Regions from separate parts of the Mus musculus genome. Here region 2 is linked to region 1. Evidence: chromatin loops called from intact Hi-C (ENCODE). Cell type or tissue: heart. All regions are shown on one strand. Links, peaks and the distances in the headings refer to the core of each region. The heading gives the core; the rest is flanking DNA. Region 1 holds the start of Ears2 (glutamyl-tRNA synthetase 2, mitochondrial). Region 2 holds the start of Usp31 (ubiquitin specific peptidase 31).

Region 1 (5,372 bases), core at 226-5,225:
CAAAAACCCAAAAATGTAAACTTTCAATTAATTTTAGCTATCATAGTGATCTACACTGCTTGTCAACTCTTTCCCATTTGGGCTTTTCCTGCCAGTCAGCAAAGAAATGAAAACAGTAATTGTAGTAGAGGCAGTGCTTGCTAAGTGCCTCTGCTGTACTGGCTCAAACCCGTCAGACAGGCACTATTATTAGCCCTACTTGACAAATCACAAAATTGGGACATAAACAGAGCAAATAATTCTGCCAAAGCAACACATCTAGGGATTGGCAAAGACAAAAATATAGATGCAGAAAATGCCAGGCCTTGGATGCCTGCATAAGTGCTTCTTCCAACAAGGTGAGTATCCCAGTTCATGTTGACCATAGGTAAACACAGACACTGTGATACTTAGATACTTGCAGTCATTTGATAAGCTATTTTACATCACTGAGACTAACAAAAAGAAAGATGATTTTGTTCTCTCGGTTTTGAGACACTCATTTTCTCCCTAGCAGTTTCGTTTATATCAGTCTTAAAAACAGATTCACAACAGTTAACTATGAACCAGGGCTTCTACCACATATCGAAGTTCCACAATCTACATTGCCTGCCTGGAGGTAATGCGTTCTTCCTGTGCAGCTGAGACTCAGAAATATCTTTTCCTGCTGACCCTAGACCTAGAATGAACGGTTGCTCAGTGTGAACAGGGTAGAAGGTGGCTTGAACTAAAGGTTGGGAATTTGTGGGAAGGGAGGAGACACAGAATTCCTAGCAAGATATACATGGGCCTCTGTTTTCTTCTGACTTGCTAAGCTGCCAGCAAACTCAGGCTTTTGTGCATGTCGTTTCCTCTTAGGCTTCAAGCGGGTCTTCTTGACACTTGTTCTCAACTCAAATGTTACCTCTTCAGCAATACCTTCTAGGGCGCCCTATCCCGCTTCACTGCCAAAATGGACACATATGACTCTAGGATTTGTCGGTTTCTTCAAAGCCAGAACCCTGACTTTTCAATGACCACTGCATTATAGCGCATAGGCCTTGGCATAAAGTCTATACGCTCTGCACACAGCGTGCAATAAGAAAGGACAGAGACAATACAACAAGGAAACTTCTAGCAATCTCAATCACTTCAAATCCTAGCCCTCCACCTCCGTCTCTTTAAAACGGGGTCGCGCAGACAACCCCGGAAGGGACTGTTTCTGGAACTTTCGGGGGCGGGGACGGGAAGGTGGGCTGCGGCGAGCGGCGTCACGTCCGTTAGGATTACCTGTGGGGCTGGGAGCGAAGCGCACTCGCACCGGGGCCCCGGGATCTGGGCCCAGACTGGCCTCGCGCCGCCCCACGCGGTGCCCGAGGGCCACCACGTGCGGCTCGGCCAGCAGAAGCCTCTTGAGGGGCGCCGCCATGTGGACTAGAAACACACACGTGGGCTCCTTCGCGCGTCACTTCCGCTCGGCGGGGGGGAAAAAAATCACTCCAACCAATCAACTTTCGCCACAGCGAGCGCGGCCCTGCCACTTAAAGGCGTAAGCCGCCTATCTGGGCTGCTCACGCCCCTCTGGACTAGGGCGGCGATGCGCCGCCGCTCGGGGACCGAGCGCTGCGAGCAGGCGATCTCCCAGACCCGCCCCCTCCGGCTGCGGGAATGCTAAAGCGTGGCAGGGGCCGGCCCGGGAAGCGGAGGAGGCGGGTCTCCATAGAAACCTCCACCTGTTTCCGGCCAGCCTGTGTGAAATTAGGGGCTGGTGCGGGGGCCAATCTCCGCCAGCTCGCTTCTTCCCGGCGGCCCCTGCGGTCGTGGTGGGTGTTGTACACAATCATCATGGCGGCGGCCGGAGCCCCGGATGGTGAGTGTGGCGGGGAAGGCGGTCGGTCGGCGGCTGAAGAGCTTGCGGACGCTGCCGGGGTCGTGGGACCGGGCCTGGCCCCGGAGGGAGGAGCGTGGCGCGGCAACGACGGTGCCCGGGCCCGTTCTCGTCGCAGGCCGGGCTCGTGGCGAGCACCCACCCCCCTAACCCCTTTGCAGGCATGGAGGAGCCAGGCATGGACACGGAGGCCGAGGCTGTGGCCACCGAGGCGCCCGCACGGCCCCTCAACTGCGTGGAGGCCGAAGCAGCCGTAGGGGCAGCGGCGGAGGACTCCTGCGACGCGCGAGGCAACCTGCAGCCGGCCCCGGCCCAGCCCCCTGGGGACCCTGCGGCCCAGGCCTCGGTCAGCAACGGCGAGGACGCGGGCGGCGGTGTGGGCAAGGAGCTGGTGGATCTGAAGATAATCTGGAACAAGACCAAACACGACGTGAAGGTCCCTCTGGACAGCACGGGGTCCGAGCTAAAGCAGAAGATTCACTCCATTACAGGTATTCGAGGAGCTGACACCCGACTGCTTCTACCCACGACCTACCTTCTAGCTCTTGATGCTTACGTCGTGCTAAACTGTTAGCGATTTTCTTGCGCCTAGACTCCCGCTATCCTCACTGCAGTTTTCTGAAATCAGTACTTGTATGTCCATTAGTAATCAGAGAGGGAAAATTAGGCCCAGAATGATAGTGGTACCACCAAGTGGTGGAGTGAGATGCAAGCCTGAATCTTGAGTATTAAGGCTCACCCTTCTAACTAATGTTGGACTGTCATTGCTAGGCGCGGTATTTATGAACTTTACAGGAGATTCTGAACAGGTCCAGTATTTAGCCACGGATTTATTTTCAGCAGACAGATCAGTTTCATAAGGGAAGTTCATGAAACAGTGTTATCAACTGTCCTAATGGCCCTTTATAAATATTCATACATGGCCGTTTTATTTGTTTTGGTTTGCTACTTGAAATACTTTCCTTAAAGCTTTCTCCATGTATCGGGTAAAAAGCTTATTGGCTTTCTGTATCTCCTACACTTGGGAATTTTCAGTATTTAAGTGGATAGAAGATAGAGTTATAACTTGGAAACAATGATACCTAGACATCAAACAATTCTAAATACCTTACATTCATGTAGAAGGACCAAGTTTTACCAATCAAATAGTCCTGGTGTTCTGAACTCCTTCAAGTTCACAAAGCTGATAGTTGATGGACCAGTATTCACTTCCTGTTTTGTTATAGAAGGGGGATGGTCCACGCATTTCCTGCTTATTCCTTTCCACTTTTTGTCAAGGTCTCCCACCTGCCATGCAGAAGGTCATGTATAAAGGACTTGTTCCTGAAGACAAGACTTTGAGAGAAATAAAAGTGACCAGTGGGGCCAAGATCATGGTGGTTGGTTCTACTATAAATGATGTTTTAGCAGTAAACACCCCGAAAGATGCTGCCCAGCAGGATGCAAAGGCTGAAGAAAACAAGAAGGAGCCCCTCTGCAGGCAGAAGGTGAGACCATTCGGCATCTGCTTGTGGTCCTGGGAATGTAGAGACTGGTTACAGTCTCCCTAGAATAAGCTCCTTTCTGGACAGGGCCCATGATGGAAATGTATGGAGCAGTTGGGTGCAGCAGAGTGGAGTTGACAGCTACCTGAAATATGCATCTTTGTCATCTGGTGGGTCAGTGTGCTTAGACTTCCCGCGTTAGGATAAGGCCTTTGTAAAGGGAGACTCTAGCGAGTTAGCAAAGGAAGTCACAAGTGGGTTTCTCTTAGTAGTGCCAGAGAATATGACCAGTATTGGAATTAAGCCCTTGTTCCTTCTAACTGCTCCCATTTGATTTCTGTGTCTGTGTGTCTTGTCAAGTTCAGAAAATCCAATTCTGGAAAGGTATGGAAGTGGACAGATTTTAGAGGTTCCCCTAAAACTGACCATTTCAGGAAGTCAAACCAAGCTGAAGCAAATGATACTGACACTTGTTTTGTTTTGTATTAATAGTGGTCCTTCTTCATGAAGGAGTCTGAGTTTTTGTATTATCTCTCCTGCTCATTTTTGTGTGCTTGTTTTTTGAGGCACAGGGTTTTACTCTTTATCCCTGACTGGCCTGAAACATGATTTGGAGAATGGCTGGCCTGGAATTTTTAACAATCCTCTTGTCTCTAACTCCCTAGGTCTGAGTTTATGGTCATGTGCCATCATGCCTGTTTATTGTGTGTGTGTGTGTGTGTGTGTGTGTGTGTGTGTGTACAGTACAGAGGATTGAAGCTAGAGTCTTACTCTTGGTAGTAGATAAGAAGCCTGCACTGAGCTGCTCCAGTCTATTACGAACTTTTTATTTACTCTGTATCTTCAACAGAGTAGGTCTCACTTGAACCAGCATTTGAGGGACAGTTGACACTAAAGGCGCATTGCCAGCACTGGGAGAAAGAAAGATGGTTTTCCTTTACACACCCATGTTTACTTTGTAACCCAAAAAGTCTTTTTTTTACAAATTTGGCAGTAAAATTGAAACAGAATTGTGGGAATAGTTATACTATATTAATGTTTTTTGATGGAAACACGAATGTGTTTGAAAGAAATATGTTTAGTGACAAGTGGCTACCCTAGATACCATAGAGAATATTGTGTAGCATTCGAAAACTGTGTTATCTTTACGGAATCTCTGAAACTTTGATTTCAAAACAGCTTTCCTCGGGGTATTTGTTTGTGTTGTACTTGGTGCTAGGGATTGAGCCTGTGACCTTGTCAATCATAACACATGCTCTACTGCAAAGCAGAGTCGCTGTATGTTGAAAAGATGAATTATGATCTAAAAGTAATTATTTGTATGAACCATTTTAATCCCTACATATGGAATCCAAATTTCCTGTAATTTGTTGACGTCATTGGTATTTTCTATCTTCCCCTGACATACCTATGAAGAAAATGTGAGAACTGTCCTCTGTCAAATCCTTAGTGTATAACCTGCCTTGTAAATATGGGTTTTAGGTTACTAATGGTGGGTCAGCAGGCTTAGAGCTGCTCATCACAGTGCAGGGACAGTGCTCCCAAAGGTCCTTACAAGGTATGACTCAAACTGTACTCCAGTCTGTGCTGCTTTGCTTTGGTGATGCCACTGGTTACGAGGCATAGCACGACCTAATGAGACTCCACTCCCTCAGTAGGCTTTTGATCAGTGTGTTCCAGAATCTGAGGCTGGTGTCAGCAACAGCCCTTCACTAGCAACCCTACCACAGTGTTCTGCTGTGACAGTGGTGAAGGTTTCAATTGGCCCACTGCCTGTTAATGCTTACATTTGGCTTAGTTTTACCCCTGGTCCATTTATTGGCCTACAGTTCCAGCTTTACCAAGCAGCTACTGTACCTGTAAAGGTACAGATGTAAAGGAAATGAAAGCATTTGAGGGCTATGAGCTTAAACTTCTGGGTCCTGGGGTAGAGGGCAGGAGTGGGGCTTGGAAGCTTCTTAATGGTAGGGTATAGGGGTGTCAGCATTTTTCTGTTTTCAAAATGTGGTTCCTTGGGTTTTCTTTGTGGCTGGGTTGAGGGT
Region 2 (5,372 bases), core at 57-5,056, 360 kb before region 1:
GTTCTCCTGGTTTCTTACTTGGAGACCTGTAACATTAATCTTTGTTTCTCTAGTCCTCGTTCCAGACTAATACTTCCATTCAAAATTTCAAGATCAAACAGCTAACGCTTTTTCTTTTTAAGCAATATGAATGCATTATAAGCAAAAACAACTGAAAAGGTAGTGGTAGGCAGTGGCAGTGCTGCTCTTCAGCAAGAAGGCAGGACCTAGCCAAAGCAGACTTCTCAGCTGCATCATCATTCAGGCCTGCCATCCAATCAGGACTTAGAGAAAGGTATTTTAGAGAGAAACTTGATAGCACAGTGGAAAACCAGTACCACTTGCCATAAATAGAAGACAAATGAGAGAAAAAAAAAACAATAAAAGCATAATAACCTTATTAAATTTAGCTACTGTTGGGCTGACAAGATGGACCATCAGGTAAACATGACAAATTGAGTTAAATCCCCAGAACCCACATAAATGAATAAGAGAACCGACTCCACAAATCGTCCTCTGACCTCTACACAAATGCCACACACACACCCCATGCCTATGTAAATATTTTTTAATGTTGTCTACCAACGTCTCTAAACTTGATATTTGTTTTCTTTAGAAGAGCAGTGGAGAGGGGTAGGTTGATCCCAGCACACAGAAGGCTATCGGGAAGATCTCGAGTTGAAAGTCAGCCTTGGGCTACATAGTGGGACCCTGTCTCAAAAAAATAAAGAAGGCTGGTAGAAAATCAGGGTGAGACAACTGTCAAAAAATGGGGGCAACTATCAAACTGTGGAGTTCTAAGCATGAGGAAATGAGGGAAGGAATGGTAAAACTTATTTTTTCACTGTCCGACTCCATTCTCGCTAATATCATACCCATATCCCACCTCAAAGTATCCCTCATACAATCTCCAATCACCTCTCTGCTCAGCTTACAGTAAGAACCCAACTCCTTAGGATAGCCTAAATGACCCTTACCATCTGGACCAGCAAACTCCTCTGCTTCCCAATCTCATCCTCTTAGTGCACACGGGCAGCTGCAAGCCAAGGGCCAGGACCACCTCCTCCATCTATTACATCATCAAGTTCTGCCTTCTTCAAAGTACTATCTGATAACACCTGGTTCATTGTACTTAAGAATAGAAAGAAAAAAAAAAAAGCACTAAGCATGAACGGTACTAACATAGCTAAAGCACTTTATGTATCACACTGAACCCGCTAGAAGTGCCCAAACTGGGTAATCTCGCTGTCCAACGTAACCTGTCAACTTGCTAAACGTAAGTACCAGGTAAACGGGAGCATAAAGAGGCTCAGTGGTTTACTACTTAAGAAGCAGAAGCCGGATTCGAACCCAGATGGATAGATACTCTCCCACCAATACCCGCTCCAAAGATTGAAGTTCCATGAAGGCAGGGTCTTGGTCCTGGCAACATCCATCCCCAAGGCGGATCACAGGACCTGGCGCCCATGTTCTGGCGCTCGGAAGCCAAGCTGGCTGGATGAATGGTGGGAGGAATGCGTTCCTTTGTCATCTGGGTTATCTTCCAGAACTCTCTGAGCATCCAGCGCAGAAATCCTCCCGGCCCGAAGAGGAGGAGCCCAAGAAGCGCCCGAGCTCCAAGGCCCCCCGCCCCGGGCTCACCTTGAAGTCGCGGCTGTGTTGCGGGGTGTACTCCAGCGTCCAGAGCGCCCGCACCAGATGCGCCAGCTGCTCGGTGACCTCGCCCTGGCCGTGCGGCCCGCGGCCCGCCGGCTGCTCCGACTCCGGCTCTGGCTCCGGTCGGCCCGCCCGGTACTGGCCCAGAGCCAGGTACTCGGCGAAGAGCTCGGTGTTACTGAGGCACTGCAGCGTGGCGTTCATGAAGCACGTGTTGCCGTGGTTGCGGAGCCCCGCCACGCCGGGCACCGGCTCCGAGGCGCAGGCGGGAGGCGCGGGCGAGGCGGGCGGCGGCGGGCACGGCGGCGGCGTGGGCGCGGAGGCCGGCCCGGGCGGGAAGCAGCTGCGGAGGCCGCCGCGGTCCGGGGCGGCGCCCTCGGAGCTGAGGTGCGAGAGCGTGGACAGCGTCTTGAGGACGCGGCTCATGAAACTGCCCACCGAGCGCGCCGACGACGGCGACGAGGGCGCGGCCGGCCCGGGGCCGCCAGCGCCGCCGCCGCCCCCCGCGCGGCCACTCCGGAACAGCCGCTTGCTGAACGAGCGCTTCTCCTTCCCGCCCGCCGCCACCGGCGGCCCGGGCCCGGGCGCCGTTACCTTGGACATGGCGGCGGTTGCCGACGCTCATCACCGCGCCAGTCCGCCCGGACCGCGACTCCGCCACGGCCGCCGCCGCATCCCGCCGCCTGCGCCTCACCCGGCCCGGGGGGCTTCACGCCCTACACCACCTCAGAGCGCCGCGGAGAGAGCGAGCAAGAGAGCGGCGACCGAGGGGCGCGCGTGCGTCGCGCGGCCGCCCAAGTGGGCAGCTCACGTGACTCGCTGGCATCGCAGCCCCGCCCCGCACTGAAGCTGCGAGGCCGCCATATTGACTGTGGGAACAGCTCTCTCCCTGAACCCTGATTCAAGGACTCCCTCGGCTTAGGGCGTGGTTCTGCGTGTTGAAGCTCAAGACTGGCCATGTTTAGTATGGGCACGGTCCTAAACGTTAGGGCAGGCGCTGGATGGTGGATTTTAGGGGTGGGTCTCTGTCTTTGCTTGTCAAATAGAAAAGATCTAGAGAAAGTACTGAAATCAAGCTGCCACGTACCAGGTGGCAGAGGAGCTGATAGATACAGCTTTGTCTTGTCCCAGGCGGGTTAACTCAGCCTGGCTCCCGAGGGACTGCCGCGTACCCACCCGAACGTGGTCACGGAGCTGGCACATTCTGGTGGGCTTTTCTTTCAGGATGTACCTTGAGGTCTCAGCAAAGTAATATTATTAGAATTGCCTTGCTGAAAAGTTTTGTAAAATACAGCCTTTAAATCCTCTGAGCTCTCCCTTTAATCACTCAATAAACTGAGCATTTGCTCATTCATTCATTCAATCATTCATTCATCCATCCATTCATTCAGTAAATATAGCAACTGAACACTTGCTGTTTGCCAAATACTGTACTAAACTCTAAGGATACGACAAGACTGAAACTAACTGAGTTTCTGCTTGCCTTCCTATAGTGTACACTCTCAGTAGGTATTCATTCATGATTACCTCTGTATTCCACACACTATGCCAATCATGGAATACCTTCCTTGGTTTTCAGTTCAGTGCCTTTGACATCTCATTTAAACCCAAGTTTGGCTCAAAGACTTAACCTTTAAACCAAGGGTCACAGATGCACTACTATCGCAGAGGCTAGATAGGTCATAGCAATGAACAAAGAATCCTGGTGAGGGGTCGGTCATCTGCTGATCAGGTCATACTTCACATATCTTGGGAATACAAGAAATGTTGTGGACAGCGGCAACCTGCTAATTAACATTCTTCTAAAGAGATGGCTTTCGCTCACCTCCAGTCAGTTGTTCCCATGTGAGAATGAGGGCTTAGTGTTGCCAGATCAGCTGATTTTTAGAGAAAAGGTGGAAATTCTATTTTTAAATGTTGGTTCAATTTTTTTTAAAGGAAAAAAAACTGCATGGGAGAACAGCGTGCATTAAGGCTGCCTACTACTCAAAATCCACTGGTTTCTGACCTTCTCTTTGTATGTTCTCTTTGCTAAGAGATGAGCCTGAGCCCTGGTTACTGCAAAAAACAGATAATGGGAAAGAAAGCCCATAACATTTTAAAGATAGAAAGGCCACCCTACACCCATCTCAAAGCAAATAGTTTTGGCCTCTAGATTTCTACTCAATACTAAATATGGTATCCTGTAATGATGCTCTTGGTTTGCTCTGAATAGGCTCAAATCCCCTCCACTTCTACCTCCTAATTAAAACATCCATCTTAGCTGTACCTTGGGCTCCTTGTAGCATCAGAAAGAATGCCACTAGATCACAATAGAAACTGAAGCCTGTGGCCCTCCACCTTTGCACACATGCTTGCTGCTTCTAACGACTTGATCCCAGCTGTGAACCTTTACCCAAGCTGATCCATCTGCTCCAGGTATCTTTCCTTGAACTTCCTCATTTAGTTTGCCTCTCTTCATCTCTAAAATCTTGCCTTCATTAATTGCATCATTTCTGCAGACTCTCTTAGAACCTTTTGGCCATACCATTAACTTGACCCTGTTGGAATTCAACAGACAATGAGTTAGTTGTTTTCTATTGCTGTGAAGTTACCACGACTAAGGCAACTGGTAAGAGAAAGTACTTAATCAGGGGCTTGCTTACAGCTTCAGAGTTAGTCCATCACCATCATTGTGGACAGCAAGTGGGCAGAGATGACGCTGAAGCCGTAACTGAGAGTTTACATCTCACCCAAAGGTTGGAGGCAGAGAGAATGAGAGCAAGAACAAGAATGTGTGTGTGCATGCATGCAAGAGAGGGAGACAGAGACAGAGAGACAGAAAAAGACAGAGACAAAAACAAAGACAGAGCCAGTCTGGGCTTAGTGTGAGCTTTCAAAAACTCAAAGCTCACCCTCAGTGACACACAAGGCAACACTTCCTACTTCTTCCCAAAACCCAAAGCAGTTCCTCTAATTAAGGACCAAGCATTCAGATACATGAGCTTATGGGGTCACCTTCATTCAAGCCACCACAGACTTCAGTAAACTGCAGGCTCGATCTACAAGACCCTCTCCCATTTTACTGTTTCAGGGTACTCAGTTAAGATTGCTTATTTTACAAGAAAACATCTAAATTACATTTGAGTTTCTGGAGGAATATCTGAGAACTGCCTTTCCAAGCTTCTCCTACTAGTTTAGACTTATTGGTCTCTAGGAACACCCAAACCATCCAATCCTGGCTTTTCAAGAACAGGCTTTGAAGAGTCCCTTGTTGGAGCACTAATATGTTGTTGTTGTTGTTGTTGTTGTTCTTCTTCTTCTTCTTCTTCTTCTTCTTCTTCTACTACTACTACTACTACTACTATGATTTTGTTTTATTTATTTATTTATTTATTTATTTATTTATTTATTTATTTATTTATTGGTCAACACAGAGTTTCTCTATGTAGCCCTGGCTGTCCTGGAACTCACTCTGTAGACCAGGCTGGTCTCAAACTCAGAAATCCACCTGCCTCTGCCTCCCAAGTGCTGGGATTAAAGGTGTGTGCCACCACTGCCGGTGATTTTATTTATTTTTATGTGTATAAATATGTTTTGCCTGAATGTATATCTATGCATCATATATGTGCAGTGTACTGGAAGTCTTAATAAACACTGGTGCATTGAGAGAACCTTGGTTCAATTCCCAGCACCCACAGGGCAGCCAATGCCTATGACTCCAGTCTCAGCCCAGTATGTTCATTCTTAAGACTTAT

What was found. Hi-C counts contacts between places; a loop is a spot of excess contacts. Peaks named below come from ENCODE experiments on the same cell type or tissue, not always from the same donor. Only the 100,000 strongest peaks of a DNase experiment are listed, where the experiment ranks them.
Region 2: a loop joins it to region 1, with 4 times the contacts of the local background. A loop is called at or near these places in 1 of 42 quality-filtered maps.

What each region holds. Positions count from the first base shown.
Region 1 is chr7:122,065,657-122,071,028 of GRCm38, forward strand. Ears2 (glutamyl-tRNA synthetase 2, mitochondrial) reads right to left here and starts at 1,430. Exons shown (of 9, transcript NM_026140.3): 1 at 1,249-1,430. The coding sequence starts at 1,387. Ubfd1 (ubiquitin family domain containing 1) reads left to right here and starts at 1,542. Exons shown (of 7, transcript NM_138589.2): 1 at 1,542-1,828; 2 at 2,008-2,337; 3 at 3,125-3,333. The coding sequence starts at 1,627. In heart, for the core only: CTCF peaks have their summits at 1,414, 1,623 and 2,546 (motif pointing left); a DNase peak (open chromatin) is centred at 1,645; H3K4me3 peaks cover 3,417 bases; H3K27ac peaks cover 2,320 bases.
Region 2 is chr7:121,705,016-121,710,387 of GRCm38, forward strand. It overlaps Usp31 (ubiquitin specific peptidase 31), which reads right to left and starts at 2,427. Exons shown (of 16, transcript NM_001033173.2): 1 at 1,621-2,427. The coding sequence starts at 2,238. In heart, for the core only: no CTCF peak of the experiment used is centred there; DNase peaks (open chromatin) are centred at 1,796 and 2,506; H3K4me3 peaks cover 2,308 bases; H3K27ac peaks cover 1,594 bases; H3K27me3 peaks cover 894 bases.